Regions from separate parts of the Homo sapiens genome. Here region 1 is linked to region 2. A link is a loop called in an ENCODE intact Hi-C map of the cell type or tissue named here. Cell type or tissue: heart right ventricle. All regions are shown on one strand.

Region 1 (5,000 bases), 78 kb before region 2:
GACTCTGCCCACCGCCCAGGAGAGACCAGCCAAGACTCCTGCGAAGACTCAGGTGGCCCCTGCCCCCACCTGCCTCAGCCACACCCTCCCCAGGGGGACCTCCCCTCGCTGGCTGTCTGGGTGGCAGTGGCAAGAGGAAAGAGCTCCAAGCTCCTGGCCCACAACTCTGGACGCGTAGGGTGGGGGCGGCCACACACCAGGACACCTGGAAGTGACAGTCAGGACGCAATCCCCGCTTCCCCCCAGAACAGCCTGGGCCTAGAGGGAGGAGGGAAAATCGTCTCCGCCGCCCAGGCCAGCAGAGGTCATAGGTAGAGGAAACAGTGGCCCGGGACTGGCTGCGGCAGACCAGGCCGGGCTGGGCCTCACCTCCCGCTCCAGGTAGGACTTGAGCGACTCGGTCTCGTTGAGCAGGGTGACGCTGCACTTGCCCCTGGAAGAGAAGGACGGGCAGGCTGGAAAGGCGAGGGCAGCCCGAGGGGCCCAGGGCGGGAGCTGCTGGGGGCTACCTGATGTGCGTGGCGGGCAGAGACTCCAGCTGCCGGGAGAGGAACAGCTCCCGATGCCGCAGCTGGTGCTTTAGTTTCTCGGGCAGGTCCACCATTTCCGGGTTCTCCATTTCCTCTTCTATTTCCCCTGAAGGACAAGGAGCCCCTGTCAGCACCGCGGCAGACGCACACTGCCAGACCAAGGCCCACCCCACCAGCCCCACCTGGCGCCAGCACGCAGGAGGCCCAGTCCTGGGAGGCGTGCCTCCTCCTGCTGCCGGACACTGTCCCACTGCCCCACCCTATGGCGGCCCGGCGGCTCCTTGGCAGGTACCCCTGCAGACACTCTGGTGCCCACGTGCCCTTTAAGTCCAGGCACCCTAAAGGCCCAGACTCCCCAGGGCATGAAGATGGAAGGAGGAGGGAGAACAAGGTCCGGGCCAGCCCCAGAAGCAGCAGGCAAGAGCAAGAGGAGCGGGGGAGTCGGCGGCTGCCAAGAGCCCAGGCCAGGAGGGCGAGGGGCAGCCGCCCTCTGTCCGTCCCCATCTCGTGGCCAGACAGCCCCATACAGCCCACCACAGACCTCCCACACCAGCAGGTCACCCTCAGGCCGGGGCCGCACCAAGCCTGGGCCGTGGGCCGGACACAAGGGAGGGCCCCTCCTCAGCCGGGCCGGCCGGGCGCAGGGCACAGGCATGCAGGCGGCCCGCCCAAACTCTGTCCCTCAGCGGCGCTGCCGCCCCCAGCCCAGGGACACAGACAGGAGGACGCCCTCCTTGCGGAGGCCGGCTCTTACCTTCCTCGCCGTTGTCCGCCCCCGGTCCGGCCTTATAGCAGACTGACAGGGCTATATAACAGACAGACAGCACCCGGCAGCACGGTCAGCACAGGGTGGCGGCCTGCTCCCTGCCCAGGGCCCGGACCGAGGGCTGTGCCGCCAGGGGGCAGGGCAGAACGGGGGCCGCAGGCCTCCCGGTGGGGCGTGAAGACCACCCGGTTGAAGATCATCTGGGCCTCGACGTCCCCCCACTCTGGCTGCCCATCCACCCAGTGCCAAGCCTCTTTGGGAAGAGCCCAGACAAGCCTGGCTGTGGAGGGCCCCTGTCCAGAGGCCACCCCTGCCCCCACTCCACTGGGGCTTCCCAGAACAGGCTGTCCAGATGAGACCGGGGCCGGGCACCGGCCAGCAGCATGGGGATTCCTGCCCTGTGCTAGGAACCCAAGTAGGGTTCTTATAACACCCAAAATGGGGGCGTGCAGTGGTGCTCCCCACCGCCCCTCGCACGCTCAGCACCGGCCGCCAGTGGGCCACTCATCCCGCTCAGCGCCCTGCCGGCTCTCTGAGCCCAAGGTCCCCAGATGGGACCACAGCCAGCCGGGCTGCTCGCTCTCTGCGGCCCCCTTGTGGTGCCTGCAGGAAGTCCTGGCTCCTCTGGGCCCTCCCAGGCGCCAACAGCTAAGACTGAGGCTGGGAGCAGCCATGCTGGGCCTGTTCTGGGCCGGCCCTATCTGGGCCTCAAAAGCCTGGGGTGTCTGGCGGCTGAGCCTCACCTCCTCCCGGTCCATAGAACAGGGCAGGGCCGACCAGGACAGCCCCAGTCCTCTCATCCCAGGCCAACACATCTCACTCGCTCCCACTTCTGGGGACCCACGAGCAAACTGCACCCTGAACTCAGACATCACCAGGGCCCAGAGGCCCACACACCAGCCCCAGACCAGAGGCTGGCTTTTGTTCACGCCCGCCCTATGCCAGGCCCCATCCGAGCACTGACCCAGCCTGGACAGGAGCCCACAGCGGCTCCGAAACTCCCATTTCACCAGCGTCCCGGTCAGCAGAACAGGGCTCTGTGGTGCAGCCTGTCGGAGATGCGGGCGAGGTGGGCCTACAGCTCCTCAGAAGACCCTCAACAGGCAGAAACACCCAGGCAGGAGGTGGGGCTGGCTAGTGTACCCTGCACCCCTCACACTCTGAACCCTCCCTCAGACCCTGGATACACCCCTAAGCGTGAGGCCCAGGCTGTGCCCTCACTCCCACTCTTGGCTGTGGTCTCCAGGGCCCCCACGCCCTCCTCTGAGGAGGGACGTTCCCCTCTCCCTGTCATTCTGTCCTGAGAAAGGCTTCATGCTCACAGCCCTGCCGGGGGGAGGGCTTCTCTGCCACAGGGGCCACAGTGCAGCCTGGCGGGTGTCTACCCTCCACCCTGAGGCCTGCACTGTGGGCTGGACGCCCCAGCAGGGGCTGGGTGGAGGCAGTGACGTGGGAGAGCCAGAGGCCTCCCAGAGTGTCCTCACACCTGTCCCTGGGATCAGCTGGGGGCCTCACCCTGGCTGCCATGAGCTCACAGAGAAGCAGGAGAAACGGAGATTGACACAACCCCGGGGGGTGTGGGCCCTGCAGAATCACCGCAAGGCCCAGCCGCCAGGCAAGAGTGGGGCCGCGCTCTGAGTCCCTGGACCAGCGGCAGACCCATCACCCATGACGCCTGCTCCCTGCAGCTGGGCTCTCAGTTCATAGGAACGCCCTGCAGAGGGGCCGCCACGCAGCTTTCCAGGGAGCACCGTCCAAAGGGGCTGTGCTGTGTACCTGGGGGGGCCAGTGCTCGAGCTGGGACACTGCTCTCCACCCAGTCCTATCAGCCCCAACGAGGCCCTTCTGGAAAACCTGCCCTCTGATACCTCTAATCACGTTATGTCTGGAGTCCCCTTCTGGGGCTCTTCCAGCAAAAGGCCATCCTCTGGGGCGTCTGAGAGCAGAACCTCAGCCAAGGGGGCCACAGTACCCTCAAAAACCACTAAACCACTGATACAGGCTCTCTGGAGCAGGGACACTGTGCCCCCAGGTGCCAGAGGACAGAGACAGGATCCACCCTGGGCCAGCCATAAACATGCCCAACTCAACGGTGGCGCCTGACTCCCCAGGCCACACAGACTGGCAGGGCCACACTGCGGCCGCTCAGCCTGGGCACTGCTTCTCCAGCGGGCCAGCCCGCTCCCCACCACTGCTTCTCCAGCGAGCCAGGCCGCTCCCCACCACTGCTTCTCCAGCGGGCCAGCCCTGCAGAGTCGACATAGGCCAGCCTCCAACACTAAGAACCGCCAGCCGTGCTGCTGACTGGCACCCAGCACCTGCAGGGCCAAGGGCCACACCAAACACCCCTCCAGAATGTGTAGCCTGTGGACCTTCAACATCCCCAGCTCTCCTCCTTGGTGCCTGGAGCCCGCCGAGTGCAGCAGTGGAGTACACAGGCTTTGGGGTCAGAGGTCAAGGATCACCATGCCCCACCTTGAACGCTCCCCTCCTCTGAGCAGAGAGCTAGGAGGTCCAGTTCCTCACAAAGCCAGAGAAAGCCCATGGTCAACTGGCAGCTCCCTTTGGGCCAGCCACAGGCCCCACAGCCCAGTGTCCAGAGTGGACCCAGGCTCGGGGGCCCGGCCCAGCTGCACTGACCCAGGGCAGCTCACGTCCGCATCCACTGGTTGCTGAGGAAAGGTCCCAGCTGTCCGGTGGGCAAGGCAGTGGGGTTAAGGGACACCTTCCTTCCACAAGCGCCTGCCCTGGCCGACTCCCAGCAAAGGCTCAGGAACAAGGCATCGGTGGCAGGATGGTCTGTCCTGTCCCTAAGCCCCTCCCAGAGCAGGGGGAGGTTGCCTGGGCTGACTTCCTGCCCCTCACCCACAGCGCTGGGACGGGGCAGAAGATGCGAGGGTCCTCCCACCCGACCCACCGCAAACCCACAGTCCCTGGACCTCACCCCATTAGGGGTCGTGGGAGGTTACAGGTGGGACCTTGGCCCACCCCAGCGACACGGGTACCCGGGCAGTCACATGCCTCACCTACTGGGAAATGTCACCCTACAGACCACAGCCTCAGCCTGGGCTCAGATCCCACCCCAGGTGATGTGTCAGAGTGGAAGCCAAAAATGCCCCTCATGCCTGCCCCCACCGACACATGAAGGGCCTCAGTGGGGTACCACACTGTGTCTGGTGCAGGTGGGGCCCAGCTCGGCAGGCCCTGTGTCAGTAGCATGTGGAGGGCGTGGGGGTGCCTCTGGCTCCTGGCTCTGAAGTCAACATCCCCCGGCACAGGAGACTCCACCACCTGCGAGCACCTGTTCCCGGGGGAGAAGCTGGGTCCCCAAGGCTGAGGGCATTCCCATGCAGCCAGTGGCTTCCTCCCACACGCTGTGCTGGCCACAGCAGCCCCTCCCAGCCAGGTTACTAAACTTGGGTTTGAATCGTAAAGAATAAGGAGAGGACTGCTTTCCTGAAAACACTACTCAGAATCCCAACAGAAGCCTCTCCGCAAAATTAAAAAGAGAGAGACATTGGCAAGTGCAGGCAGCAGGGTCCCACCAGCCTGGAAAGTCTCCAGAAGTCATCATAGAAGGGAAAAAGAAGCCTCGATCAATGATGCCCACACCCAGCCACACCATGACAAGCTTGCAGAGGATGCCAGTGAGAGACAGACCACTCCGGGGGGCGTGCGAGGACTTCATTCACCCAGCCCCCGAG
Region 2 (5,000 bases):
AAATGTTTCATAGTTTCACTGTATGAGTCTTACTCATTTTAAAAATCAGGTTGCTTTTCTTATTGGGTTTTGAAAGTTTTTAATATATCTATTGGATACAAATCTTTACCAGGTATGTTATTTGCAAATATTTTCTGTCAACCTGTGGCTTTTTTCTTTTTTTTTTGAGACGGAGTCTCGCTCTGTCACCCAGGCTGGAGTGCAGTGGCCCCATCTTGGCTTACTGCAAGCTCTGCCTCCTGGTTTCACATCATTCTCCTGCCTCTGCCTCCCAAGTAGCTGGGACTACAGTCGCCTGCCACCACGCCCAGCTAATTTTTTTGTATTTTTAGTAGAGATGGGGTTTCACCATGTTAGCCAGGATGGTCTCGATCTCCTGACCTCGTACTGCCTCGGCCTCCCAAAGTGCTGGGATTACAGGCGTGAGCCACCGCACCTGGCCATCTTTTCATTCTTTTAACAGTACCTTTCAGAAAGCAAATTTCTACTTTTTTTATTGTGTTAAAAATATATAAAACATAATATTTACCATTTTATCTATTTTTAGGTGTACAGTTCAGTGGCATTAGTGCAGGATTTAAGTTCATATTTTTTAAGGCTTAGAATCTAGGTAATTTAAATTTTAGGCTTTTACATTTAGGAATATGATCCAGTCAAGCTGAATTCTGCACATGGTGTGCATTGTCAAGCCTCAGTTTTTTTGCGAAAAGATATTTTCTCCAATGAACTTGGCACCCTTGTTGAAAATCAACTGACTATCCAGGTGTGCCACCTTTTACAATGAAAAATTCAGAAGGCAGCCCTCAGCGGACGCTTTCGCTGTGAGCTGAAGCTGAGGGCTGTAAGGAACAGACTTCACTCTGGTTCCTCCTCACAGGATGGGTCCCAAGCAGAGCCCTGCTCTCCTCCTCACCAGACCCACTGTGTGGCACCTGGGCACAGGGCAGCCTGGATGCCAGTGCTCTGTGGTCAGCCTGGGGGCTGTGAACGTTTGTACCCCCAAAATTCCTACACTGAAACCTGACCACCAAGGTGCTAGAATTAGGAAGTGGGGCCTCTAACAGGTGGTTAGGGCCCGAGAGCTCTGCCCGCTGAATAGGCTCAGGGCCCTGATGAGGGAGGCTTGAGGGAGCTTGTCAGGCCCTCTCACCACACAACACACAGAAGGTGCCCTCTATGGGAAACGGGCCCTCAAGACACCGAGTCTACTGGCACCTTGATCTTGGACTCACAGCCTCCGGAACTGCGAGAAATACACTTTGGTTGTTTATTAATTTCCCAGTCTAAAGTATTTTGTTATAGCAGCATGAACAATCTCAGATGGCTGTAATCCAGGCGGTGACCTCGTCTCACTGTGCATCTCCTGCCCCCTGAGGGTTGCTGTGAAGTCCTGGGCAGGGGGCAGTGCCAGGTGTGGCACTCCTAGTGGCCAAGACACAGGTTCAGAGCTGTGGCGGAGATGGTCTGGTCTTTTCAGGAAAGGGAGTGATGGGTGGAAAATACGGAAAGAGATCCCATCACTCCATTAAAGTACTGTGTTGACCTGCATGAATTTCACACAACGCTGTGCAATTATCCCTATGAAAACGATGTCCTCTCCCTGAACAGCGTCTGTGACGTTGGCCCATCTTTTCACAGTTTGGGTTGTGAGTCTCAGAACCATAATCTGTGTAAGTGAAATGCATTCTGGGACTCAGTTCAGTTGCCCAGGTGAGTGCAGAACCCCACGGTCAAGATTCAACCAAGAACACCCACCCCTGAACCCACAGGCGCTCAGCAGGGCTCAAGGAAGCCCCAGGCCAGGGAGCCGACTTGGCTAAGTCCCATCTTCAGCTGCACTTGGGAATGTTCCAATCCAAGATGCAAACCAAAAGACACAGGGGCCCGATGACCATCCCAGTGGCGGAGCTGCCCTTCCTCTGCGGCCAGTTGGTGATGTTACGCTGTTCCCAGAAATGCTGCCTGCCCCACCGGGCCACAAAGCACCTGTTTCGGCACATGGACCTGACAGCCTCGCTGAGTGTGTGCCCCAGGGGCTGAGCTGGATGCATCCCGAGTATGTTAGGACACAGCGCCATCTACAGGCAGTGTGCTCTCAGGCCGACGGGTGACAACCCTGCTTCAAGGCTGAGACGCTTAAACGCCACCTCTCCACTTCAGGTCCTGAACCCAGGCACGTTTTTCTTCTGACGTTAAAGAAACAACAAAGGCTGGGCGCGGTGGCTCACGCCTGTAATCCCACCACTTTGGGAGGCAGAGGCAGGCAGATCACTTGAGGCCAGGAGTTCAAGACCAGCCTGGCCAACAGGGTGAAACCCTGTTGAACCTGGGAGGCAGAGGTTGCAGTGAGCCGAGATTTGAAGTTTTTTCTTTTGAGACAGGGTCTCGCTCTGTTGCCCAGGCTGAAGTGCAGTGGCTCAATCTCCACTCACTGCAGCCTTGGCCTACTAGGTTTCCTCCCAAGTAGCTGGGACTACAGGTGCACACCACCACCCACAGCTAATTTTTGTATTTTATTGTAGAGATGGGGTTTCACTATGTTGCCCAGGCTGGTCTCAAACTCCTGGGCCCAAGTGATCTGCCTGCCTTGGCCTCCCAAAGTGCTGGGATTACAGGCATGAGCCACTGAGCCCAGCCATGTTTTTCTTTTCGGTATGAAAATTATACAAGCTCATTGTAGAAAATTCAGAGATTAGAGAAAAGCTAAAAGATGAACATTAAAAATCCATGGAATGTCAGTAGTGGGGGGCTGTCAGGTGGGGAGGGGGGGCCCATGTCAATAGTGGGGGGCTGTCAGGTGGGGAGGGGTCCATGGGAACTCTGAACTTTCTGCTCAATTTTGCTGTAAACCTAAAACTGCTCTAAAAACTAAAGTCTATTTATAAAAAAAAAAACACACAAACTAATGGTTACATCCCCCTGAAAATGACTTTCCGACTTCCAGGGTATTCACGACTTCTACTTCAGCAGAGACCCAGCGGGTGACCTGGAGCCCGGGAGGCAGTGCCACTGTCACTGCGCCTCGCAGACTGTGCGATGCTGGCGGGGCCGTGCAGACGGTGAGCGGCAGAACCAGAGGTGGCCCGGAGACAGACCCCAGAGGCCTCCTCCCGACCAGGTGCTGTTGCAGGCGTGGGGGCCGCGAGCAGAAGGCGCGGCGCACTCACCTCGTCGGACACTTTGAACCTCCGCAGCAGCGCTACCACTTTCTGCTTGAAGTTCTGTTGCTGCAAGACAGGCGGTGCAGAGTCAGAGCCGCCGCCAGAGCTGCAGACCCGCCGCTGGAGCCCCTTCCTCAGGCCCAGGCCGCACCCAGGCCCGCCGTGGGAGAGCAGCAAGGCCTCAGCACCAGCCACGCTGATGGATTCGCTCGTGGCTCCCAGAGGCTTCCCAACAGGCCTGAGGTCTGACAGTTCCATTCCTGGCCAAGGGGGACCCGGGGAGGCGTGTGCGGACTCCATGGTTCTTCCAGAAGCCTCTGCAGCCCTTCCCAGGCTCACGGGGCCCTTCCCTCAGCACCCCCTCCCAGGAAAGGCCCTGGCCGACCCCAGAAGGAAGGTGCTGGGCACCCACGTGGGGTGGGCAGGTGGGCGAGTGTGGGGTGGGGCGTGCTCCAAGAGCCTGAGCCCCGTGGGTGCCTCGTGCCACCCTGGACTGCAGAACCTCGGCTCCAGCCACTGGGTGAGCGGGACCCTCAGCCACCCTCTCGGGGACCAACCCTACAAAGGCAGCCCACGCCCTCCCTTCACAACAGTTGGGCCCAAGGGGGCCCTGGAATGGAGGCTCAAGCTGGTGTTCTGCACAGCGGGGGCTGCTCTCCAGGCCAGCAAGACACAGCTTCACCACTTTGGGAGCAGCTTGCCCGTCCCTGGCACCGTCTGCCCACAGCGCCCCCTTGAATGCTGCCAGAGGAGGCGGCGGTGTCCGGGCTGGGCTGTGCCCATGTCCCTTGTCAGCACCAGGCACAGAGCTCCCCGCCCACCTGCGCTGGCCTCCCTGGAACCGTGCCTGTCCTTGGGGTGTCCAGGCGCCAGGCGGTGGACCCTCTGTGCCAGTGCCGGACACGGCCTCTGAGGAAAGAGCTGCCTGAGCTTTCCTCAGGGAAAAAATGCTGAACAGCCCTGCCAAGCTCCTGGGGACCGTGGAGGTAGGTAGGCCAGATCCCAAACAAAAATGGGGGAACCAGCCCACTCAGGTGTATGTGGGCACCTGACGGGACAAAAGGGAGGATGGCCTCCCGGAGTTTCTGCACATGGAGTGAGCCTGGCAGCGAGGCAGCCTCCCAGCCTTGCTCAGGGCCCACTGAGCCTAGCGGCCACACAAGGCTAAAGCCAGGAGATGTGGCGAGGCAGGGGAGACAGTGGCACCCGGCAGGAGACTGGCAATCAGGGGGTCTGCCACGGGACATGCTGCTGTGACCTGGGGTGAGATCTCACTTCCCACGCCCGTGTCCCCCCCACGCCCAGGCTCCCAGCGTCCTCCCCGACCCTCGCCTTCCCCAGCATTCATAGAAGCAGTCTCCACCAACCCTGGTCATGGACGTCGTTCTTACAATCGATCTCCGCTGCTTCTTCGGCTTCCCCACGTCAAAGTCGTCCTCGTCCAAGTCCTGCAGAGACATATGCAGTGGCTGAGGCCACGGCAGCCTGCATAGTGCTGGCAGGACCCTGCCAGCCTCAGCGTGGGCGATGGGAGAGGCCCGGCACTGAGAGCCCACCTGTGTCCCAAGACTCTCAGAGCCACCTGAGCATAAACTCGGGCCCCTGGGGTCGGGAGACGAGAGATGGGCGGCCAACCAGGGGCCAGGCCCGTGGCTCACCCACCCTCACGAGGCCCTGGTGACAGCTGGTGAGGACCCCACAGACCCCAGGACACCCGGTGTGAGCCAGGAGAGGGCGCGGAGCCCCGGCCCCAGGTCACCTGCCCCTGCACGGCGTCGTCACTGGCCTCCTGCTCGGAGGAGAAGCTCTCATACTCCTCCTCGGAGTAGTTATCTGCGG

What was found. Peaks named below come from ENCODE experiments on the same cell type or tissue, not always from the same donor. Only the 100,000 strongest peaks of a DNase experiment are listed, where the experiment ranks them.
Region 1: a loop joins it to region 2, with 4 times the contacts of the local background. A loop is called at or near these places in 42 of 110 quality-filtered maps.

The regions. Positions count from the first base shown.
Region 1 is chr14:105,445,694-105,450,693 of GRCh38, reverse strand. MTA1 (metastasis associated 1) reads right to left here. Exons shown (of 21, transcript NM_004689.4): 4 at 1,285-1,335; 5 at 510-636; 6 at 370-433. Among named protein-coding and RNA genes, the nearest start is that of CRIP2, 27 kb to the left of the region's middle. RefSeq lists a silencer at 1,669-1,808. In heart right ventricle, CTCF peaks have their summits at 1,687 and 1,891 (motif pointing left); a DNase peak (open chromatin) is centred at 1,883; H3K4me3 peaks cover 556 bases; H3K27ac peaks cover 1,469 bases.
Region 2 is chr14:105,368,068-105,373,067 of GRCh38, reverse strand. PACS2 (phosphofurin acidic cluster sorting protein 2) reads right to left here. Exons shown (of 25, transcript NM_001100913.3): 6 at 4,921-4,994; 7 at 4,529-4,609; 8 at 3,168-3,227. Among named protein-coding and RNA genes, the nearest start is that of TEX22, 28 kb to the left of the region's middle. RefSeq lists an enhancer at 1,897-1,966 and a silencer at 1,945-2,148. In heart right ventricle, a CTCF peak has its summit at 2,089 (motif pointing left); a DNase peak (open chromatin) is centred at 2,087.